2 separate regions of the Homo sapiens genome follow, and region 2 is linked to region 1. The links are chromatin loops, found by intact Hi-C in ENCODE. Cell type or tissue: breast epithelium. All regions are shown on one strand. Each heading gives the region's core, and the rest is flanking DNA. Links, peaks and the distances in the headings are about the cores only. Region 1 has its middle 6.7 kb from the start of MED4. Region 2 overlaps LINC01077 (long intergenic non-protein coding RNA 1077).

Region 1 (11,735 bases), core at 2,135-10,134:
AAGTCAGTGTGGCGATTCCTCAGGGATCTAGAACTAGAAATACCATTTGACCCAGCAATCCCATTACTGGGTATATACCCAAATGACTATAAATCATGCTGCTATAAAGATTCATGCACACGTATGTTTATTGCGGCATTATTCACAATAGCAAAGACTTGGAACCAACCCAAATGTCCAACAATGATAGACTGGATTAAGAAAATGTGGCACATATACACCATGGAATACTATGCAGCCATAAAAAATGATGAGTTCATGTCTTTTGTAGGGACATGGATGAAATTGGAAATCATCATTCTCAGTAAACTATCGCAAGAACAAAAAACCAAACACCGCATATTCTCACTCATAGGTGGGAATTGAACGATGAGATCACATGGACACAGGAAGGGGAATATCACACTCTGGGGACTGTGGTGGGGTGGGGGGAGGGGGGAGGGATAGCATTGGGAGATATACCTAATGCTAGATGACGAGTTAGTGGGTGCAGCGCACCAGCATGGCACACGTATACATAGGTAACTAACCTGCACAATGTGCACATGTACCCTAAAACTTAAAGTATAAAAAAAAAAAAAAAAAAAAAAGAACACCAGACAGCTTGAATAGGGACCGTAACGGCCTCACTTTAACTTATTACCTACTGAAAGTCCCTGTCTCCAGATACAGTCCCATTCTTTGGTCCTGGGACTTAGGGCTTCAACATGTGAATTTGGGCAGGAGGGGGACACAATTCAGCCTGTAACAGGTACTATCAACTGACTTCTCGCCGTTGTCCTTGATCATGTGGCTGAAGTAGTGTTTGTCAGGCTCCTCCTCTGTAAGTTACTCCCTCACCCCCAATCTCTGATACAGTTTTTAATTTTATTTATTTATTTATTTATTTATTTATTTTGAGATGGAGTCTTGCTCTGTCACCCAGGCTGGAGTACAATGGTGCAATCTCGGCTCACTGCAACCTCCACCTCCCAGGTTCAAGCGGTTCCCTGCCTCAGCCTCTGAGTAGCTGGGATTACAGGCGCCCACCACCACACCCAGCTAAATTTTGTATTTTTAGTAGAGACGGGGTTTTGCCATGTTAGCCAGGCTGGCCTCGAACTCCTGACCTCAGGTGACCCACCTGCCTTGGCCACCCAAAGTGCTGTGATTACAGGCATGAGCCATTGCGCCCGGCCTCTGATATAGTTTAGATATTCATCCCCTCTAAATCTCTTGTGGAAACTTGATCCTCAGTGTTGGAGGCGGAGCCTCGGAGAAGGTGTTTGGATCATGTGGCAGATCCCTCATGAACTTCTTGGTGGCATCCTCCTGGTAATGAGTGAGTTCCAGGTCTATTAGGTACCTCAAGATGTGATTGTAAAAAATGGCCTGGCACCTCCTCCTCTCTCTCTTGCTTCCTCCTCCCTCACTGTGTGGCACACTTGCTCCCCTTTCTCCTTTTGCCATGATTGGAAGCTCCCTGAAGCCCTTACCAGAAGCAGATGCTTGGCTGAATGTAGTGGTTCATGCCTATAATCCCAGCACTTTGAGAGGTGAAGGCAGGGGGATCGAGACCAGCCTGGGCAATATAGCAAGACCCTATCTCTGCTATTTAAATATTTTTAAAACTTAAAAAAAAAAAGATGTTCTTGCCATGTTTTTTTGTACAGCCTGCAGAACTGTGAGCCAAATAAATGACTTCTCTTTTAATTACCCAGGTTCAAGGAATCCTTTATAGCAATGCAAATAAACTATAAAGGATTCCTTGAACCTGGGTAATTAAAAGCAAAGAGATACATGTATGTATACCAATCAGCATATAGAAACATATCCATAAATATTTCTATTTGTAACCCTGTGTACCTATGTTAAGCTATATAAGAGTTCATACTGATCTAATCCAGTACCACATGGATCATTCTAGCCTTCTCCCCTTCTCTGCAACTTTTTCCTCCCTTCTTTCAGGGGATGAAACATTCATAATACAGTTAGATTCTTTTTTCACATTCTGCACTCCATACTGGGATCATCAAACTTCCTAAATAATTGTTTTAATTTGCATACATTAAGGTTTATCCTTTGTGCTGTAAAGTTCTGTGGATTTTTATAAATGCATGGTTTCATGTATCTACCATTACAATATCATACAGAATAGTTTCTGTACCTTAAAGAAATCCTCTGTGCTTCGCCTACTCCAGTCTCCTCATCCTCTGATTTCTTCGTAACCACTGATCTGTTTACTATCTCTATAGATTTACCTTTTCCAGAATGTCATATAAATGGAATCACATAGCATGTAGCCTTTACAGATTGGCTTGTTTCACTTAGCAATACACATTTAAGATTCTTCCATGTCTTAGGGTGGCTTTGATAGCTCATTCCTTCTTGTTACTGTATAGTATTTCATTATATAGATGTACTAATGTTTGTTATGTAATTCCATTACTTATCCAACCCATTGAATGACATTCTGGTTACTTTCAGTTAGAATTTTTTAATATGTTGCAAACTTTCATGTATCCACAAAGTAATATGACTTCCAAAAAACTTACTGAATGCATTGGGATATGCTGAAGGAAGTATAATAGTTATGATGATAGCTGCTGGACATTGCGGTATGGTGGTGAAGAATACTGGCTCTGACTTTAGACTGCCTGGGTGCTGCCACCCCCCAGTATGTGGTCTTAGATGGATGACCTAACTTCTCTGTGCCTCAGTGTCCTTTTTTGTAAACAGGGATAGCAATTGTACCTATAGGGTATGAAACAACACCCAGTCCAGTAGACATTACCCACTTCTGTAATTTATTTTTATTTGTACATGCAATGCAGCAAGCACATTACTTACATCCCTTTATGCCTTCCAGCAAAAATAGGGAAAGCTTCATTTCCCCATTTTATAGACTGAGAACCTGAAATGCAGAGACTATAAATCATTAGAACCAGGACTTGAATTGAGGTTAGTCATTTTACGAAGGCTGTGATCATTCAACTTCATTACAGTGATTCCCCAGACCAAAAGAGAAGTTTCCTTTCATGCAGCCCTAGACATACTGGACCTGCAACATCATCTTTACTCTGGGTTGTCACATTTTATGAAGGACAAACTAGAATGTATGAAACAGATGATCAAGTTGATGAAAGGTCTGGAAACCCTTTTAAATGAGGTTTGACTGAAGGAACTAGGGATGATTACATGGGTGAAAAAATAAAATATTAGAGATGAAATAAACCAAAATGTTAACAACGTGTGTCTCTCAATGGTGGGCTAACAGGCGATATTTATTTTTTCATATATTTCTAGATTTTCTATGATGCATCATATATATGCACATATACATGCATCATAGTAAATCTAGACATATAAAAACAAAATCGGCCTGGTGCGGTGGCTCATGCCTTTAATCCCAGCACTTTGGGAGGCCAAGGTGGGTGGATCACCTGAGGTCAGGAGTTTGAGACTAACCTGGCCAACATGGTGAAACCCTGTCTCTACTAAAATACAAAAATTAGCCGGACATGGTGGCAAGCGCCTGTAATCCTAGCTACTTGAGAGGCTGAGGCACAAGAATAGCTTGAACCCGAGAGGTGGAAGTTGCAGTGAGCTGAGATTGTGCCATTGCACTCCAGCCTGTGCAACAGAGTGAGACTCCATCTCAAAATAAATAAATAAATAAATAAATAAATAAATAAAAATCATAATCATAATCATAATATATATTTTCTATGATGTATATATGAGCATATATATGCATCAGAAAATCTAGAAAATATAAAAAATGCATCATAGAAAATATAGAAAATTTTAAAAAGCAATAAAAATATGCATGTATATATGAAATTTTGTAAGAAAAAATCTTAATAAATTGTGGTTTAAAAAAATTAGGCTGTTGTGTGAAAGACAGATTAAATGTTTTGTTTATGACTTCAGAAGACAGAGTTTGTGCTCAATATGTGAAAATTATCTTGAAGCACATTTGGGCTTATTATACATAAAATTAGCTGATGTGAGGTAGCCACCTCCCCTCTACCAGAAAGGGTTTGATCACAGGCTGGGATCAGGCTAGATCAGATGACTTCTGAGATCTCTTTAGCTTTTATTCCATAACCTGGGCCTCTACTTAAGAACACAAAATGTTTTTAATTGTTTTAGCTCACGATGTACAAATTGATGCTGTTAATATAAATACATTTAGTTTATTCATCTCTCCAAGCACCCAAGAACACTTAGAGATTTGTTTTATGTATTAGGATAAAATGAACCTGTATTTTCTTAGAATAATCTGAGAATTTTTACTCATTCAAACTAGACTTTTTTTCATCTTGTATTGGTTTCCTAGGGCTGCTATAATAAATTACCACAACCTGCGTGGCTAGAAACAACAGAAAATTTTCCTCTCATGGTTGCAGAGGCGAGAAGTCCCAAAATCAAGGTGTCAACAGAGCTGTGCTCCCTCAGAGGCTCTAGGGAAGAGTGCTTCCTTGCTTCTCCCAGCTTCGGGAGGCTGCAGGCATTCCTTGGCTTGTGGCTGCCTAACTCCAGTCTCTGCCTCTGTCTTCACATGACCTTCTCCTCTTCCTTCTGTGTCTCTCCTCTGTGTATCTCTTATAATGACACCTCGATATTGGATTTAGGGTCAACTTGGATAATCCAGGATCATCTCATCTTGAGATCCTTAATTACAACTCCAAAAACCTTTCCAAATAAAATCACATTTACAAGTTCTGGGAGGTGGACATATATTTTGGGAAGGCCACCATTCAATCCACAATTAAGAAGTTTGTGAGGCATTTTGACAACTTGCTTTCTGATACTGATTCTTTGTTCTAGTCCTTCTTCCTCTAGACCTGCCAATCTTCCTGCCCACCTCTGATACTTATTCCAGCCACCTTCTATCTTAAGAATCTCTGCTTTCACCCCATCCAGGAGGCCTTTCCTGACCAATGTTGTCTTGCTCACCTCTATAGGCCTAGCATTTAGTGTGGCATATACACAGAACTTAATAAATATTTGTTGAAAGAATCAACGAATCTACCAAAGGAGGTCAAAGATGATGCCCACCCTTCTTCTGAGTTACTGAGAAGTCGTAAATTTTTAATGATGCCTGGAGAATTTCAGGGAGAGGATGACATTTCTCGTATTTGAGAGTCTGATAAATTCCAGGAGATTTTTCCATCGATATCACACTGCAAATATTTAAGGGAAATGAGGCCAGGTGCAGTGGCTCACGCCTGTAATCCCAGCACTTTGGGAGGCCAAGGCGGGAGGATCACCTGAGGTCAGGAGTTTAAGACCAGCCTGGTCAACATGGCGAAACTCTGTCTCTACTAAGAATACAAAAATTAGCTGGGTGTGGTGGCACACGCCTGAAATTCCAGCTACTCGGGAGGCTGAGGCAGGAGAATCGCTTGAATGCCGGAGGCAGAGGTTGCAGTGAGCCGAGATTGTGCCACTGCACTCCAGCCTGGGTGACAGAGTGACACTCAGTCTCAAAATAAGTACATAAATAAAAATAAATAAATAAAGGGAATGAGAGGCTTAACCTAAACTGTTTTTTATTCTCAAGGCACAAGAATGTAGGGAGTTAAAGTCAAATGCCACAGTTACTAGAGGGCTAATGACTTTAATTAACTGAGTAATTTTGAAGAGTGGGAGTTTTTTGTTGTATTGCTTTTGAAAGTGCAGGCTGAGGTTCTTTTGAGGAAAGCCTCAAAATGTAACTAGGATGGGGGCGTGAAGGAGTAAGGGGTGAATCTTCTCTTGAGGTGGAGCAGCCCTAGTTGGTTCTAAGTGAGATAACTTGGCTAATTAAAAGCAGTTAAAATGGCACATTTTGAGGCTTTGTAATTTATTTAAAAATTAGATTTGCTTCCCTATATGCCAGCAACTTGCTGGGAATTCATCCCTTTCTCCCAGTAGCTTTTTGAGAGGTGATTTATGTCTTCAGAAACCATAAATGGTGGTTCTTGATATTGGAGCTTGATACTGAATTGAGTGTTATTTTTACTTGGGATTAAAGGCTCTGAGGTTCATGTCTTGAGGTAGAGTTTCAACTCTTTTTGTTTCTTGGAGAAGAGTTAGTGAATGCAGTTGTTCTGTTTTCCTTCTCTCACTACCTGCCTGCCAGGAAAGAAATACCTGACTCTGACTTTCCATCTGAACCTTGACCTTGAATATGTTTTTTTGTTTTTTGTTTTTTGTTTTCCTCAGTGAATCAAGTGAGGCAAGATCCTAAATTGAGAAAGAGGAAGGGAAAGGAGATGTTGAGGGGTGGAGAGAGGCAATGGTGTGAAATTGTATGAAGGACAGTGGAGAGGGGTCAGAATAGGGATGCATAGTCTCATTACCCAGAAGCACTAAGGACCCACTGAAGATTTGGGGGTTAAAGTCATGAATTTCAGTTACAACAAACTGACTGGCTTTTGTGTTTTTCTCCATCCATATTCAGCTGCATTGGTATAGGCATGTAGTAGGCACAGCTGCATGTAGCTCAGTGCGTGGCCTTGCCAAGGGAATGAAACAAATCAAGATGGGGGCAAGAAAGTCAAAGGTATGTGCAAGGCAATGATTAGACATCTCCAGATGCCCATTGACCTGCAACCCCTCTTTATTAGTCTGCTAGGGCTATCATAACAAAATGCCACAGACTGAGTGGTTTAAGCAACAAGAATTTATTTTCTCACAATTCTGGAAGCCAAAAGTCCAAGATATAGGTGTCAACAGGACTGGTTTCTTCCAAGGCCTCTCTCCTTGGCTAGCCCGTGTCTGCCTTCTTGCCATATTCTCACATGGTCTTTTCTCTGTGCACACTCATCCCTGGCATCTTTTCCTCTTCTTAAAAGGACACCAGTCAGATTGAATTAGGGTCTACCCTAATGGCCTCATTTTAACTTGATCACCTCTTTGAAGACCCCATCTCCAAAGCATTCACACTTTTTCAGTACAAAGTAAAAAATACATTTTACATTTGACCCAGTGCACACATACCTAGATATTTAAGTGAAAAAAGTTTCCACAAGATGCACAATGCACTTTGATATTTTAGATATTTTCTTTTCTATTAAAAAAAATCTCCACAGGGATATGTTAGGCATGTCAAACAAATAATAATTACATAGTTATGTGTAGATATAGTGTAGTAATGTAAACACTAACTATTGACTTAACAAAGAATTGTGTTTTGTTTTTTTTTTGAGACTGAGTTTCACTCTTGTTGCCCAGACTGGAGTGCAATGACATGATCTTGATTCACTGCAACCTCTACCTCCTGGGTTCCAGCGATTCTCCTGCCTCAGCCTCCTAAGTAGCTGGGATTACAGGCATGTGCCACCATGCCCAGCCAATTTTTTGTACTTTTTTAGTAGAGATGGGGTTTCACCATGTTGGTCAGGCTGGTCTCAAATGCCTTGGCTTCTCAAAGTACTGGGATTATAAGCATAAGCCACCATGCCTGGCCAGAACTGTGTTCTAACTAATGGGAAGATAAATGACACATGTAAGAGAGATAAAATCCTCATTTATCATAATAGGAAATAAATTTCAAAAGCAGTTGAATAGAGATATAGAATATATGCATATTATTTTAAAATATGTGAGCAAAGAATAGAAGTAATGGTTAAAAATGCTGAGAGTGCCCACCTTTAGTGAGAAGGATATGCTAGGAAGTGGGGCTCAGGAGGTGGTAATTTAGAACTTTTTTATTTTCATTAGAAGCTTCTGAGTACCATTTGACTTTAGACTATGTATATATGTTGTTTGATGAAAATAAAAAATAGGCCGGGTGAAGTGGCTCACATAGCAAGGCTCTGCCTTAAAAAAATAAAATAGGCCAAGCATAGTGGCTCCTGCCTATAATCCCAGCATTTTGAGAGGCCAAGGCGGGCAGATCACCTGAGGTCAGGAGTTCGAGACCAGCCTGGCCAACATGGCGAAACCCCATCTCTACTAAAAATACAAAAATTAGCCAGGCATGGTGGCACATGCCTGTAATCCCAGCTACTTGGGAGGCTGAGGCAGGAGAATTGCTTGAACCTGGGAGGTGGAGGTTGTAGTGAGCTGAGATCGTGCCACTGCACTCCAGCCTAGGTGACAGAGCAAGACTCTGTCTCAAAAATATAATAATAAAATTAAAAAAATTTTTTTAAAGATACATAGTGTATTCAGCTATCTATTCCGCCTACCCTTAGGGACAGCCTTGGTTGAGTTTCTCGCTGCACCTCCAAACCTCCACACCAACTGCTTGCAGCTGCTTTTTGCTCAGAATTTCAAGCTGTGCATTTATTTGATAGTGTTTGTATGAGGGGTTCTTCAAAAAGTTCATGAAAAGTGTGTATTATAGAAAAACTATAGATGCATTTCAAAATATTTTTCCACCAAAATAAAGTCATACTAACTTGTTATAACATGTATGAACAGGATCTAGTTTGAGGCACAAGAAGGATAAGACATCAGTTTGACAAGAGCCCCTATCAGAACAATATGAATTCTACTAAAATTGAAGCAAGAATATCAAATTGATGGTGAAGCTTGTGTGGAAGAATGGTGAAATCTTGATGCTTTATGAAAAGTTTATGAGGACAATGCCCTAAAGAAATCAGCAGTTTTACAAATAGAAAACTCATTTGAAGAAGGGATGAGATGATGTTGAAGATAAAGCCTGCAGCAGCAGACCATCCACATCAATTTGCAAGGAAAATATTTATCTTGTTTGTGCCCTAATTGCAGAGGACAAGCAATTAATAGACAACACTATAGACATCTCAATTTGTTCAGCCTATACAATTCTGACTCAAAAACTAAAGTTGAGCAAACTTTCCAATCAATGGATGCCAAAACTGTTATGCCCAAATCACCTGCAGACAAGAGCAGGGCATTCAATGGAAATTTTAAACAAGTGAGATCAAGATCCTGAGGCACTTCTTTGAAGAGCTGTAACAGGAGATGAAAAATGGCTTTACCAGCACAATCCTGATGATAAAGCAAAATCGAAGCAATGGCTATCAAGAGGTGGAAGTGGTCCAGTCAAAGCAAAAGCAGACCAGTCAAGATCAAACAGCATGGCAACAGTTTTTGGGATGCTCAAGGCATTTTGTCTGGTGACTTTCTGGAAAGCCAAAGAATGATAACAATGGCTTATTATGAGAGTGTTTTGAGAAAGTTAGCAAAAGCTTTAGCAGAAAAACACCCGAGAAAGCTTCACCGGAGAGTCCTTCTCCACCACAACAATACTCCTGCTCATTCCTCTCATCAAACAAGGACAATTTTGGAAATGTTTCAATGGGAAATCATTGAACATCCACCTTACAGTCCTGATCTGACTTCTTTTTGTTTCCTAATCTTAAAAAAATCTGGGCCAGGCTCAGTGTCTCATGCCTGTAGTCCCAGCACTTTGGGAGGCCGAGGGGGGTGGATCACTTGAGGTCAGGAGTTTGAGACCAGCCTGGCCATCATGGCAAAACCCCATCTCTACTAAAAATACAAAAATTAGCTAGGCATGGTGGCACATGCCTGTAATCCCAGCTACTCGGGAGGCTGAGACAGGAGAATCACTTGAACCCGGGAGGTGGAGGTTGCAGTGAGCCAAGATTGTGCCACTGCACTCCAGCTTGAGCAAGACAACAGAGCAAGACTCTGTCTCAAAACTAAATAAATAAATAAAATCTGTAAAGGGCACTCATTTTTCTTCAGTTAATAATGTATTGGGAGGATTGCTTGAGCCTGGGAGGTCAAGGTTGCAGTGAGCTGTGGTTGCACCACTGCCCTCCAGCCTGAGTGACAGAGAGTGAGACCCTGTGGCAAAAAAAAAAAGAAAAGAAAAAAGTAAAAAAGACAGCATTGACACGGTTAAATTCCAAGGGCCCTCATTTATTTAGGGATGAACTAAATGGCTGGTATCGTCATTTACAAAAGTGTCTTGAACTAGATGGAGCTTATGTTGAGAAATAAAGTTTATATTTTAAATTATTATCTTTTAATTCCATTTTTCCATGAACTTTTTGAAGTCCTCTCATATTTTAGGTCAGAGGTTCCCAGTCCTTTTAGTACCTGAATATCCTTCTTTCTTTACAGAGAGCTGGGATAACCAGTGGTAAAGAGCACAGACCCTGGAGCCAGACTCTGGGTTCAGATTCCAGCTTTGCCATTTACTATATGACCCCGGCATGTGTCTTAACATTTCTGCCCCTCAGTTTCATTATCTGTAACATAGGGATAGTAACAGTACTTACCTCATAGGAGTGTTAGGAAAATTAAACAAGTTAATATTTTTGAAGTGCTTAGAACACTGCCCACCATGTCAATAAAATTTCATGAGAAAGTAGTGTCCTTTTTGAATCTACAGATTGAGAAAATATGTACCTAACTCCAAATTACCATGAATTCAGTAATACTATATAAAATAATTCATATTTGTTTATCACGCCTGGATTTGTACAATTTGCAAGACAGTATATCTGTGAAAGATGCTATTACTTATCAGTCTATAGAAACTGTTTAATATGCATATGAATTTGCAATAAATCTGAGGAGGTCAGGAGTTCACAATACACATACATGCTCCACACACTGATCCTCAGTGTCTGCAAAGTAGGACTATAATTGGTCATTTTTAACTAATTAGAATCCTTCTAGAATTTTTATGTTTACACTAATATAATGTTCTCTCTCCTCCTACCAGAGTCATGGCTCAATATGACCCGTGAGAGTTGAGTAAACAAAACCAACACATACCGCAGAAGTTTGGCACCCTGGAAACTTAACATAAGAAATGATTGACTAGAGTACTGAGAGGCATGTTTAGAATGCAAGTGTAATGAACAAAGCTTCAATCTACTTTAGCCCATTGCCTGAGAATTGACTGCATTAACAAAAAAGGGTTAGCCAACAGCAGATGCAGGGAACGGTCAGAAAACAAAAGGTGACAAGGATCTCTTGCACTGTCTAGAGGAAAAGGTACCCTGACCTATGAACACAAATAATCCAATCTCTTGAACACAAATATCCCTACACTGTGGAGACACAAAGCCTCATGATTGTGTCATTAATTTTTAATCTATCCTTGTTTGTTCTGATCCAAGTTTAACAAGCAACATCCTGTGATAATATGGCTTCTCATATAGTTTTGTCTATGGGAAAAAGATATGTTTGGCACTATTACTTTTCATCGTAAGTGAGTAAATCAGCATTCTAGATTACGCAGCAGTTGCTATGAGTGAATTTATTTAACATGAATTTCTAAAAGACTTGTCAACTCTGGGTGCCCAGGAGTCAGGTTTAGCACCTCCAAAAAGACAGAGTAGAGGATGAGACCCTGAAATGAAAGGACTACAGGTACTACTACCTCATGGGAGTGAGGCAGTCCCAGACCATCTTTTATAATAGCAATATGGAATCCTCATTCCCAATAGGCTTGTAACTTTGCTTTTTTCTGGTAGAGAGTGATCCCTACTACATTGTTATCCCTAGGAAAAGTAGGCTAAGACGTATTTTTGCCTTTGACAACCAGTTCTGGTTTGGAATGTGTGGTACATCAATGACTTAAACTATGTTAATTAACTACTACTTATGTACTGTATTGGTTCCTTCAGTTCAATAATTAACCTGAGTAATGAGCAAAACATTTTGTTGGAAGATGTATGGCTATAAAGATGGATTATAGCAATGTGGAAGTAACCTAACTGTCCATCGTCAGATGAATGGATGAACAAAAGGTGCCATATGCATACAATGGAATATTAGTCTTAAAAAGGAAAGAT
Region 2 (11,735 bases), core at 2,118-10,117, 470 kb before region 1:
GCAATTAATTGCTCCACAAACCCTGAAAATTTGATCACTGGCCAGAGTAACGCTGAGGAGCCATCCTGTCTTCTGCTTGAGTGTCTTCACTCTGGGGATTCTGGCAGGCTGGTTTCCTGGCCAGATGCTTCTCATCCACACCTGTGGACCTCAGGAAACCAAAGGTGACCTCTGTTGGCATGGCCTTGACTTCCTTTCCACCAATGCCCATGAGATGTGGAAATTGAGCGAACATCCACACCAGAACCATACACTCAAACAAGCAGGTTGGGGCAGGGAAACTCCATCACATCATGGTGAGGCAGAGATGCTGCAGCCACCCAGATCATTGTGTAGTAGAGGTGGCACCATTTTACTATGTGTCCTCCCTGCACTCAGTGAAGTCTGTGAAGGGAGGGGTCAGTGCAGCAAGGAGCTCGCTCTGCCCCAGAGGAGAGAGTGGAATGTTCGAGGACACATGAAAGCAGTTACTCTGCCTACCTTTTAAAACTCTTTCCTCCTGGGGAACTGGTTTATTCTGTACTCCTAAACAGACTATATCCATGTATTCACTCCTTCTATAAATATTTGAGAAAAACCTACTATATGCCAAGCACTTTTCTAGGCAAAGGAAATGCAATAGCCCTTTCTTCCCATAGCTTCCAGCCTGGTGGGGAATAAAGGAATTAAATAAGCAATTACAATAAAGGGTGCTCAGTGTCATAACAGGAGGGGTACAAGTGTCACAGATCAGGTGCACCTAACGTTATTCAGGCTGTTTCTGTCAGCTGTGGGATTTGATTTCATCCTACTTGTAAGCTAATTAGTTAGCCTGTTACTGTATCATGGATGTTGTCAGACGACATGAGACTCCTGAGTCAGAGACAAGGGGCCTTATTATTTACAGTCACCAAGCAGCATAAGCATTATGTTTCAGCTGTTTTCCTTGCTTCCAAGTCCCAGAGGGCAACATAGGGCTCAGATAAATGCTGCCATGCAACAGGTTGTATTACAGGAGAAGAACCTAGGCTTGGGGAATCCACCTCTTTCACAGCTGGTGGTAAGGAAACCTGCTCTTTGTTGGGGGGAGATATTATCTCGTCCCTCAAGGTTATTCACAGCAAATAACCTGAGAAAGGGCCCAAGTGAAAAGCAGTCAAGCCCTTGCATTCTTGGAAAAACCAGCAAGAACATTCCGAGCTCGAGTACAAGGATGCTCAGGGCCTCTCATAATAGTTCTCCAGAAATTCAAATTCTGAATCCCCCTTCAAGCTCCACAGCTCTCTCTCTCTTTTGTCCAGAATTCTTTTTCCCTTTACCTTCCATTTTGATATTTAATCATGTGCTGCTTTTTGCTGTCATCTTTTGTAGTCCCACAATGTCATCCACAAATATTGGCTCCAAAACAACTTCTGAAGGAATAAAAGAAAGCCCTTCTGTAGCTACCTGTAGGTGACATGTGGACAGAGAAGAGGCAGGAACTCTTCATTTGTGATATTCACTCTGAAATTACCTTGGGTAAAGGGCTTAATTTCTTCCTTGTTAAATTCCTGGCCTGTAAATTGAAGATAATGATATTTGCCTACCTTGCCTTTGGAATTAATTAGTGGTTGTGTTGCATTTTGAGTCTACAGATGAAAGCCTTTTTGTAAGTACAGGGCACCATCATCATCATTATTATCACCATCATCATCATCTTCATCATCATTGCTATCATTGCCTTGGGTTCTGAAGATAAAAGTGATGGAATTCCCACACAAAGCTTCCAAGAAACTTGACCTTTCTAACCCTTTCAACCTCCTCCTCTATGCTTTTTAGAAGGACTAACTCACTTTCCCCTTTTTTGAGACCTCACTGTCAGGAACTGAGAGCCAGCCATAATGTCTGAGAGACCTATGTTTTGTACACTCTAACTTGACTGTGCATTTCTTTTGGCAATCAAGCCTAGACCTTTCAACCATACTTCAAATCCAGAATATAAAAGAGCTGTATTAGAAGCAGAGGTAAGGAGACGCTTTTAAGAAAACTTTCCAAAAAAAATCTCAACCTGGCATGGTGGCTCACGCCTGTAATCCCAGTACTTTGGGAGGCCAAGGCAGGTGGATCACAAGGTCAGGAGATTGAGATCATCCTGGCTAACATGGTGAAACCCCATCTCTACTAAAAATACAAAAAATTAGCCAGGCATGGTGGCACGTGCCTGTAGTCCCAGCTACTCAGGAGGCTGAGGCAGGAGAATAGCTTGAACCCGGGAGACAGAGGTTGCAGTGAGCCAAGATCACCCCACTGCACTCCAGCCTGGGTGACAGAGAAAGACTCCACCTCAAAAAAAAAAAAAGAAAGAAACTACTTCCTTGTTTGAGGATTAAATGACTTATTTGTGGAGTGCAGTGACACAATCTCAGCTCACTGCAATGTCCGTCAGCACAGCGAGCAATAGGAGTATTCCCAGCAATAGCTTAACTCTACCTGGAAGAGGCTACAACACACATATACACATCCCACTAAACCCAAACTAAATGAGTCTCCCACGCAACTCCCTAGAAATGCACGGACACATGATGCCACTGACAAATGAGGAAGAATGATGGGAGGAATCAGAAATGGGTGGAAAAGAACAGGGTCTTAATTGATGGTTGTTCAAATATTTCTTACAGATTTTACAGAAATCATACGACAATAAGGTCTATCAAGCTTTTGCTTTTTTCATTCATAAACTGCTAGAGACACCTTGCTTTTGTAGTACTGCTTCAGACTTGCCTATAAACTCAGAGATAGATGTTGTGGCATGTGATTCTCATCAATATAGGAAAGAAAAATACATATGGTATATTAAAGTCATCTATGCTGCATTTTCCAGTATATTCCTGACAGGAAAGAACTTGTATTTTCACTAGTCTTCTTTGACAACTGAATTTTCTACTTACTGACAATTGCAAGAATGCTCCATAGACTATCTTCCAGCTTCAAACATTTCAAACCTTGTTTATCCTCCACTCTCCTTATACTTAAGGTCATGTCATGACATGGCCTCTGTCTCCTTCACCTTCCTGTCACAGCTCCCACTGAGTCAACACAGTGAGCAATAGGAGTATTCCCAGCAACAGCTTAACTCTACCTGGAAGAGGCTACAACACACATATACACATCCCACTAAACCCAAACTAAATGAATCCCCCGCGCAACTCCCTAGAAATGCACGGACACACAATGCCACTGACAAATGAGGAAGAATGATGGGGGGACATCAGAAATGGGTGGAAGAGAACAGGGTCTTAACTGATGGTTGTTCAAATATTTCTTACAAATTTTACAGAAATCATACAACCATAAGAACCTAGTTCTAGGGCCTTAGAAGGGCTGGCGCAAGTGAGGGCCCTGCCATGTAAGTTTCATTTCCTCTAGTTGGTACTCAGGCAGGAAACAGGCAAATGTGCCAGTCCCTCCACGATGATGGGAACCATTGTACACCTCTGCCCTGAGGATCCCAGGAGCTTGAGGACAGTGAAGGGACAGGGCTGGCATCTGGCTCCCCAAAGCTGACCTTAGCTATGTGACTTGAGCAGGGTGAGTTGGGGGCAAGGAAAGAACATTCATATCAGTATCACCCTGGGAGTGCTTTCCCTGCCTGCTGGCAAAGGATGTAGTGTGAGTGTGTATGTGTGTGTGTGTGATGGGAGAGGGCAAGAAAGAAAGGAAAAGCCATCTAACTTTTCTGATCCTCAAAAGCTACTAGTAGTCACCAAAGGTCTCTTCTGACATTGAATCTTAGTTTCCCATCACCAAAGTAATCAACTTATTTATGTATGACCATTTTTTCTAAACACAGCCATTTCTCCTTTATGTGCATGTATGTATGCATTCTGTGAATTGTAACCACAACAGACTACCACAAATAGCACTTTGGATCTGCCTCTCCCATCATCAGTTGTATGTTCAAAAGAAATAAAAGTTAATATTACTGGTAGACCAAGTAAAATATAAATCAACTGGTGGATCAGTTTAAGGCAGAAAGGTAACATAACATATCCCATAGCCAAACAGAAATTATTCTTGAAAATCCCCTGTTTGCTTCGGGCTCTTGGAGGAAGAAACATTTTTAGAGGCCTACTTTGTGCCATTCATATTGTCTCCTTTAATCCTCACAATACTCCTGGGAGGAAGTATTTTTATTCATATTTTGCAGATGATGACACAAGACCATAGTGGAAAAGAATAGCAGGAAGTGTTGGGCCTGAACGAGACGACACAGATAACAAGGGTCGTGTAACCCTCAAGCTTGTTTTTTCGCTACTCTAGATTGACAACTGAAAACCCCATAGCCTCAAGTTCCCCTGATGGCCGGAGTCCTCCTCACCTAAGTGCTCAGCAGGCAGAACTGTCACACTGCGCACCTGGGACCTGACTGGAAGCAAAGAGAAGCTATTCTTCAGAACCCAGCAAAACACCTTCCTTGGACTTTATAGGCACCTCAGTGTTTGCTGACTGAGCCAGGCAACTGATCAACATATTTCATTATTTTCCTGAAGAATTACCACTACCCTTTGAGGTGAACCCCTAAGCTGGGATGGTTAGTAGAAAACTTATTTTAGAAGTACCTTAAAGCTCCATTTTGCAAACTCTACATTAAGGAGCATGGAAGGTCAATTGTGCCAAGTATGGGGTGCACTAAATCTCAGAATTCATCCCTATATAATTCATCCATATAACCAAAAACCACTTGTGCCCCAAAAGCTACTGAAATATGTGTATATAATATAATACACACACACTTTTTTTTTTTTGGACCCAGGGTCTCATTCTATCACCCAGGCTGGAGTGAAGTGCCACAATCACAGCTCACTGCACCCTTGACCTCCCAGGCTCAAGTGATCTTCCCACCTCAGCCTCCTGAGTGGCTGAGACTACAGGCACATGCCACCATGCCTGGCAAATTTTTGTATTCTTTGTGTAGAGACAGGGCTCTGCCATGTTGCCCAGCCTAGCCTCCAATTCCTGGGCTCAAGCAATCCTCCTGCCTCGGCCCCCTGAAGTGCTGGGAGTACAGGAAAAAAATATTAAAAAAAAAAACCAAAAAAGAAATATAGGCCAGACGTGGTGGCTGATGCCTGTAATCCCAGCACTTTGGGAGGCCAAGGTGGGCAGATCACCTGAGGTCAGGAGTTCAAGACCAGCCTGGCCAACATGGTGAAACCCTGTCTCTACTAAAAATACAAAAATTAGCTGTGTGTGGTGGCGGGCACCTGTAATCCCAGCTACTTGGGAGGATGAAGCAGAGAGAATTGCTTGAACCCAGGAGGCAGACATTGCAGTGAGCCGAGATCACGCCACTGTACTCCCAGCCTGGGTGACAGAGCAAGACTGTCTCACAAAAAAAAAAAAAAAAAAAAAGAGAGAGAGAGAGAGAGAAGTATAAAAAAGAAAAAGAAAAAAAAAAAACCTCCTCTAAATTCTGTCATCCAGAGACAAATACTGTTAACATTTTGATGAATATCCTTCTGGATATTTCTCTATGCATCTACATTATTATCTATCTAAAAAAGTACGAATGAATGTTCCATTTTCTCCAACATCTTTGGAGTCCTTTAAAGTGTTCAAAAGGCCTATTGAGCATTTTCCATATTGACCTAATGAAATAATGAAAAAGAGTATTTGTCTACTTATTTATCCATCTACATATTATTCCCTATAAAAACTGCTGTTGGATTTAAAAGAATAGTGCCACATATGATTATTTTTTTAAAAAAAAGTTCTCATTTTTTAGCCATTTTAAATAAATACAAGCAACGTTTTCACTCTGTACTCCTAGAAACCAGTCAGCCAAACTTTGGCTTCCTCTCTGAGTTCACATATCTGAGAGGAAAGTTGATACTTCTTGCCTGCATGCCTGGGAGTTGTTTCAAAATGAAACCAGAACATTCCTAGTCTGCAGGCAGCTGCGGTAGCCACAGACAACTGGAAATTATTCAGTTTCAGTGAAATAGGTTAGAGACTCTCCCAGCACCCCACACACAAACAGAGGGGTGCATGGATTCTTTTAAAATGAAGACTCAGGGGTCCATGACCGCAGTTACAGAGTAGCAACCCTCCTGGGGCTGTTTGCTGTCTGTGGAGTGGGCGGTGTGGGGCCTCAGGAGAGGAAGGGGCCTGGGGTACTAGCCTTTTGATTCTGCCAAAACTTTAGAGACATTTCTCGAAGAACAAGCACACTATCTCTTTCTGTCTCTCTCAAAAATAAAAAATAAAATAAAAGAATTACATAAAACACATGGCAGGAAATGAAGGCTGTTGGGTTTTCTCCCACAATCTCGTGTAGATATTTTAGGCTCTGTGGCAGACAGAATGTCCTCCATCTGTCTGTGCTATTCACCATGCCCGACCCATGCCTTCAAGCTTCAAGCTTCGGATAACTTTTCTTTTCTTTTTTTTTTTTTTTTTTCTGAATTATGGTCTCACTCTGTCACTCAGGCTGGAGTGCAGTAGCACAATCATAGCTCACTGCAGCCCTCATCTCCCCAGGCTCAGATGATCCTCCTGCCTCAGCGTCTAGAGTAGGTGGGATTATAGGCATGCACGCGCATGCCTAGCTAATTTTTTAAATTTTTAATAGAGATGAGGTATCCCTATGTTGCCCAGGCTGGTCTTGTACTTCTGAGCTCAAGCGATCCTGCTGCCTTGGCCTCCCAAAGCGCTGGAATTACATGTGAGTGTTTTTAATGACTTTTTAAATGACAAAAATAATCATCACTTATGAGTGACATCTTTCTCTTGGGCAGCACAAAGAGTTATATCCTTCTGGTTAGCCCTGACCTTTCCCTAAATTTCATTCCACACAGGACTGTCGCATGGCCGTCGGTGCCTGTGTCTCCCCGTCTCCAAGCCTCCTCTCTCCCTCCCAGTGCCCCGTCATCTTCATCCCACTAGAAGCCCAAGCCTCTTCTAGTGACCCTACATTCTCAGAGCCCCGAAGCAGAGAACAGAAGCTGCTTCTACAGCCGCTCCAGACCCAGAGGCCAGACCTCACTTGTGAGCTGTTTACAAACACAGGGTCCTAGAGCCCATCTCAGACAGACCTGCTAAATTGGAACCTGCATTCTGATGAGACTTTAAGTATGTGAAGCACTGGTCTATATCATTCTCCTGGGGCATAGTTTGAGCTTTGTCTCCTCAAACTTGCATGTGACCTGGGACAGGTCAGAACACATCTCTCGGGCCTCATTTTCTCATTTGTGGGGAGGAGGAAGTAAAGCCACTCCAGGGGACAGTGTGATAAACAGAGCAGGCTGTGGAGTCTGGCCGCCTGTTGCACCACTAGGTCAAGTGACCCAAACTCTCTATGCCTCATTCTACTCATCTGCAAGATACCAACAGTAAGTACCCAACTGTTAGGGCTGTCACATGAAGGTGGAGTGAGAACATCTGTATTCATTTCCAATGGCTGCTGTAAAAAAAATTACTATAAATGTAGTAGCTAAAAACAACACAAATTTTTTAATCTTCCAGTTCTGGAGGTCAGAAGTCTGAACTGGGTTTTGCTGGGCTAAGATCAAGGTATCAGCAGGGCCAGGAGGGTCTAGGGGAGAATCTATTTCCTTGCTTTTCTAGCTCCTGGAGGCTGCCTGCATTGCTTTGGCCTGTGGCCCTCTTCCATCTCAAAAACTGCAGTGACCAGTCAAGTTCTCAAATCACATCACATCACATCACTCCAACATGTGCTCCTGTCCTTTCAGCTCCTTCTGTGACTTGCCTGCCTGCCACTGTTACCTGCAAGGATGCTGTGATGACATGGGGCCCACCTGGATAATCCAGGACACTCTTCCCACCTCACAGTCAGCTGGTTAGCAATCTTAGTTTCTCCATTGCCTCGTAACATAGAATATTTATAGACTACAGGGATTGGGGTATAGAGGTCTCTAGGGGGCCATTGTTCTACCCACCACACATAAAAGGACTGCTTCTGTGCCTGGCAAGTAGCACATGATAAATGTCAGCTGTTTTTCTTGTGTTCTGTGATTCTGAAGACAGCCTGCCCCACCACACAGGAGCAGAGCACTGGACTAGCTTTGTTTTTGCAATGAAGTGACCAAGACATTGTCAGTAGAAGCTTTCTCTTGTTCTGTCTTGTCTTACGCTCTCTAACTTTGGCTGCTGTGGCTGGACACACACGAATGTGTCTCCCTCGGCCTCTGGCAAGCCAGTCTTGGTGACCCACCCACCATTCCATGTCTGAAGATTGAGAAACCTTTATGTATTAACTATTCATGGTTGCTAAGTTATAGCCTCACTATGCAGTTATGGAATCCACTGCACCCATTTATCTGAATTCTTTCCTACAGACCACCCACTCTATTTTGTGCATTCATTCATGCGTACATGCACTCATTCATGCAGGAAATATTGAACGCTTATCATGTCCTAGGCGCTGGAGTTAACATGGTTGAGTGGTACTATCTCTGTCTCTCAGTAGAGGCCTCACTCCCTGCAGAGATGTTTTGTGAGCTACCAATGGATCCGGAGGAAAGCTGAATGTCTCTGAGTCCCCCAGGCCTTGCTTCAACAGAGCAGCGTCAAATTTTTCTGTTTTACATATTGGGGTTCTTGTAAGATTTTGTTTGAAAACAGAGCCTTCTTTCTAGTGCCTGGCACATAGTAGGCACTCATAAATGCAAATGAGTGTCTGGAGACTGCTGGCTCAGGACATCAACTGCTGACACCCTGGGATCCTCATTTCAGGCTCCTTTGTCACTAAGCCTGGAAACTCCTTTCCCCCCAGGATCTCCCTATATGTGTAACCTCCTCCTCCGACATTTATTGGCCTTCATTTCTGATTTATTTATTTATGTATTTATTGCTATTTCTGAGCCACATCTTTTGCCCTACTTCTGCTATTTCTGAAGCACATTTGGCCGTTCCTACCATCCTTCTCTCTCCTGTTAGCTAAATCCCATCTCATCATCATAATTGCATTCTACAAACTGCTGTGACGTCTCCTGCCTTCCCCAACTTCAATATCTCTCTCTCCAACCCCAGCCCACCTTTACCGGGAAAGAGGAGTCATGCTACCTTCCCCACCTCAGCCCGCCCTCTCTTCTCTTATTACCACAGGGCAGTGCAAATATCTAAGACTCTCACACAGCTCTTTGTACCCTGAGGCATTTGAAATTACTTGAATTAAGCTGCCCCATTATTTACTTTCAACAGCTTCTAATAACACTTTATATTCATAGTTCTTTAGAGTTTGCAAAGCTCTTTGACATTATCACATTTAATTTGAGCCTCAAACGCCCTTATGAGGTAAGCAAGAACATGACTTTTATTTTTGTTTTACAGGGAAGGAAACAGCCTCAAAGGGAACCAATGCTTTGCCCAAGGACACTTGGCACTAAAGCGGAAAAACTGGCCCCAAACCCAGATTTTCTCAAGTCCAGCACTTTCTGCACCGTGTGTTGGGCCTCAATTTCAAAGATGACAAAGCTTCAGGACCTGTTTCAGTTTTGTCTTACGAATGGATTTGGCAAAGAAGGCAGTACAGTTAATCCTGGCTGCAACTGCTGGAAAATTTGCTACACCCTCCTCAGTGCTAGCTGTGTATTGAATTTGGAACCTCAAACAAAGCTTGATAGAAGGAAGACAAAAAAGCTTCCGTTTACATTCCATTTTGGTTCCCCATTTGACTTCAAAGAAAGGAAAGAGAAGGAGGAAATTCACATTTTTGTCATTGTTACAGTCACTTTAATTATGCAACGTTTTGTTATGAAACACAGTTTTCTTTTTATGAAATAGTGCAGCCCTTTGGAAGCAGTGAAAATGCTAAGTTCAGAAAAATTTTACATGGCACACCATTGATCTGCATGATGATAGAAGGATAATTAAGATGCTGTATCTTAATTATCTGGTAGCAGAAATATGAGTCTCCTAGTCTCAAGACTTCAAACAGTAAGCAGTGGACTGTACAAGATCACGAGGCAGTCATCCCCTCTCTGCTCTGTTCCCTCTCCTCTACAATCCTTGGAGAAAGCTGTATAGGTTGGGTTGTCCTCAAAACCTTAGACATATGTGAAATACACAGGATTTTGGAAAGTGGTGTTTTTGTTTGTTTGTTTTTTAAGGTACTAAAAGAAATAAGAGATTGTACCTTCTGAGTCAGGCAAAATGAATGGAAACTGTTGAAAGCTCCTTAGGAAAAGGGATCACGGTAAAAGCTAATCAGGCTTCACATCAGCTTTCCCTTACTGGGTCACTTTAGGAGCAAAATAAGAAATAAATGATTACAAACTTGAACATGAGTCAAGAACCACTCCTGACTAGGGATCACTGATTTGAGTTAAAGAATGTAGAACGCCTTTCCATTAAAGGAAAAACTCTTTGGTTTTGAATTGGGAACAGGGGATTCAGTAAGATTCAGTCACAATTTAAATAAATATGTATTCTAACTATCTCTACTAAAGGGGCCAAGAAGCAGTAATATCTCAGTAGCAATGGACACATCTGATACCCAGATTTTGGTTTCTAAATATCATTGCACTGGGCATCTTGGAGAAACTGAATAGGTTCAGGGCTAGGAGAGAGAAAGTACAAGGTAAGCCTGTTCTGTACCAGAAAGTAGAAAAACATTCAAAGACCTATAGGTTTACGTAAAAAAAAGACATAAGATCTTGCAGGCCCAAACAGGGATAAGTGGCTCCCTGAGGAAGGAATCTAATGGACAGAAACAACTCTACCCACCAGTCATGTGGTTAATGTTATGTAAATGATGCTTTTGAAGCCACTTAAACCATACAAAGTTTTCTTTTCTTTTTTTTTTTTTTTTAAGAGTTTTGCTCTTGTTGCCAAGGTTGGAGTGCAATGGCGTGATCTCGGCTCACGGCAACCTCTGCCTGCCGGGTTCAAGCGATTCTCCTGCCTCGGCCTCCTGAGTAGTTGGGATTACAGGCATGTGCCGCCACCACACCTGGCTAATTTTTTGCATTTTTAGTAGAGATGGGGTTTTGCCATGTTAGCCAGGATGGTCTCGATCTCCCAACCTCAGGTGATCCGCCCACCTTGGCCTCCCAAAGTGCTGGGATTACAGGCTGAGCCACCGTGCCCAGCCTATAAAGTCTTAAATACCCCAAATTAATCTTGGTCTTCTTTGTATATTCATTCTCCTCTTTCTTGCTCATAAGATTAGGTACTTAGTTTATATTTATGGATTTGATTTAGTTTTTTATTGTTTTTTTTTTTTTTCATTGAAAGGGACTTTTGGAAAGTAACCAATTATTTGATCATATAAATAATCACCTTGAGGGTTATCTGTTTTCCAACTTTAGATTTTCCTATACTGGATTTCCTAAAAGCAAAGAATATACACTGTACTCATATATGTACGTGTATATTACAGAACTAAAAACTATAAGTGGTGGTGTATGAAGTTTATAAATGAATTTAGGTAATTAATGGGAAAATTAGAATGAAGTTCCAAACATATTGCAATTTGTTTAATAGATGTTTGATTCAGACATCACCTAAAGTTTTATATTGTATTGTAAATATATTGAATAAGCTTTAATAACGAGTACAATTGAATTAAACATATAAAGTTTCTCTCCATCATCCCCTAACGCACTCCCCACAGAAGACTTACAGGCCTCATAATAACTAAGGGCCTGTGTGTCACAGACCCTAGGACACAAAAGGCAGGAATATCTTTGATGAGATTATCACTCTCTAGTACCTCCTCCGAAATCTGGAGAATCCACCTGCAGTACCTCTGAGAT

Evidence for each region. A loop is a pair of places that touch in the nucleus more often than their neighbours do. Peaks named below come from ENCODE experiments on the same cell type or tissue, not always from the same donor. Only the 100,000 strongest peaks of a DNase experiment are listed, where the experiment ranks them.
Region 2: it touches region 1 in a loop (9-fold over the local background); 11 of 110 quality-filtered maps call a loop at or near these places.

What each region holds. Positions count from the first base shown.
Region 1 is chr13:48,095,963-48,107,697 of GRCh38, reverse strand. No RefSeq gene overlaps it. Among named protein-coding and RNA genes, the nearest start is that of MED4, 6.7 kb to the right of the region's middle. In breast epithelium, for the core only: no CTCF peak of the experiment used is centred there; no DNase peak of the experiment used is centred there.
Region 2 is chr13:48,565,922-48,577,656 of GRCh38, reverse strand. It overlaps LINC01077 (long intergenic non-protein coding RNA 1077), which reads left to right. Exons shown (of 2, transcript NR_170270.1): 2 at 9,310-10,059. LINC00462 (long intergenic non-protein coding RNA 462) reads left to right here. Exons shown (of 3, transcript NR_051983.1): 3 at 1-683. Among named protein-coding and RNA genes, the nearest start is that of LINC00462, 9.1 kb to the left of the region's middle. In breast epithelium, for the core only: no CTCF peak of the experiment used is centred there; a DNase peak (open chromatin) is centred at 5,898; H3K4me3 peaks cover 1,017 bases; H3K27ac peaks cover 4,137 bases.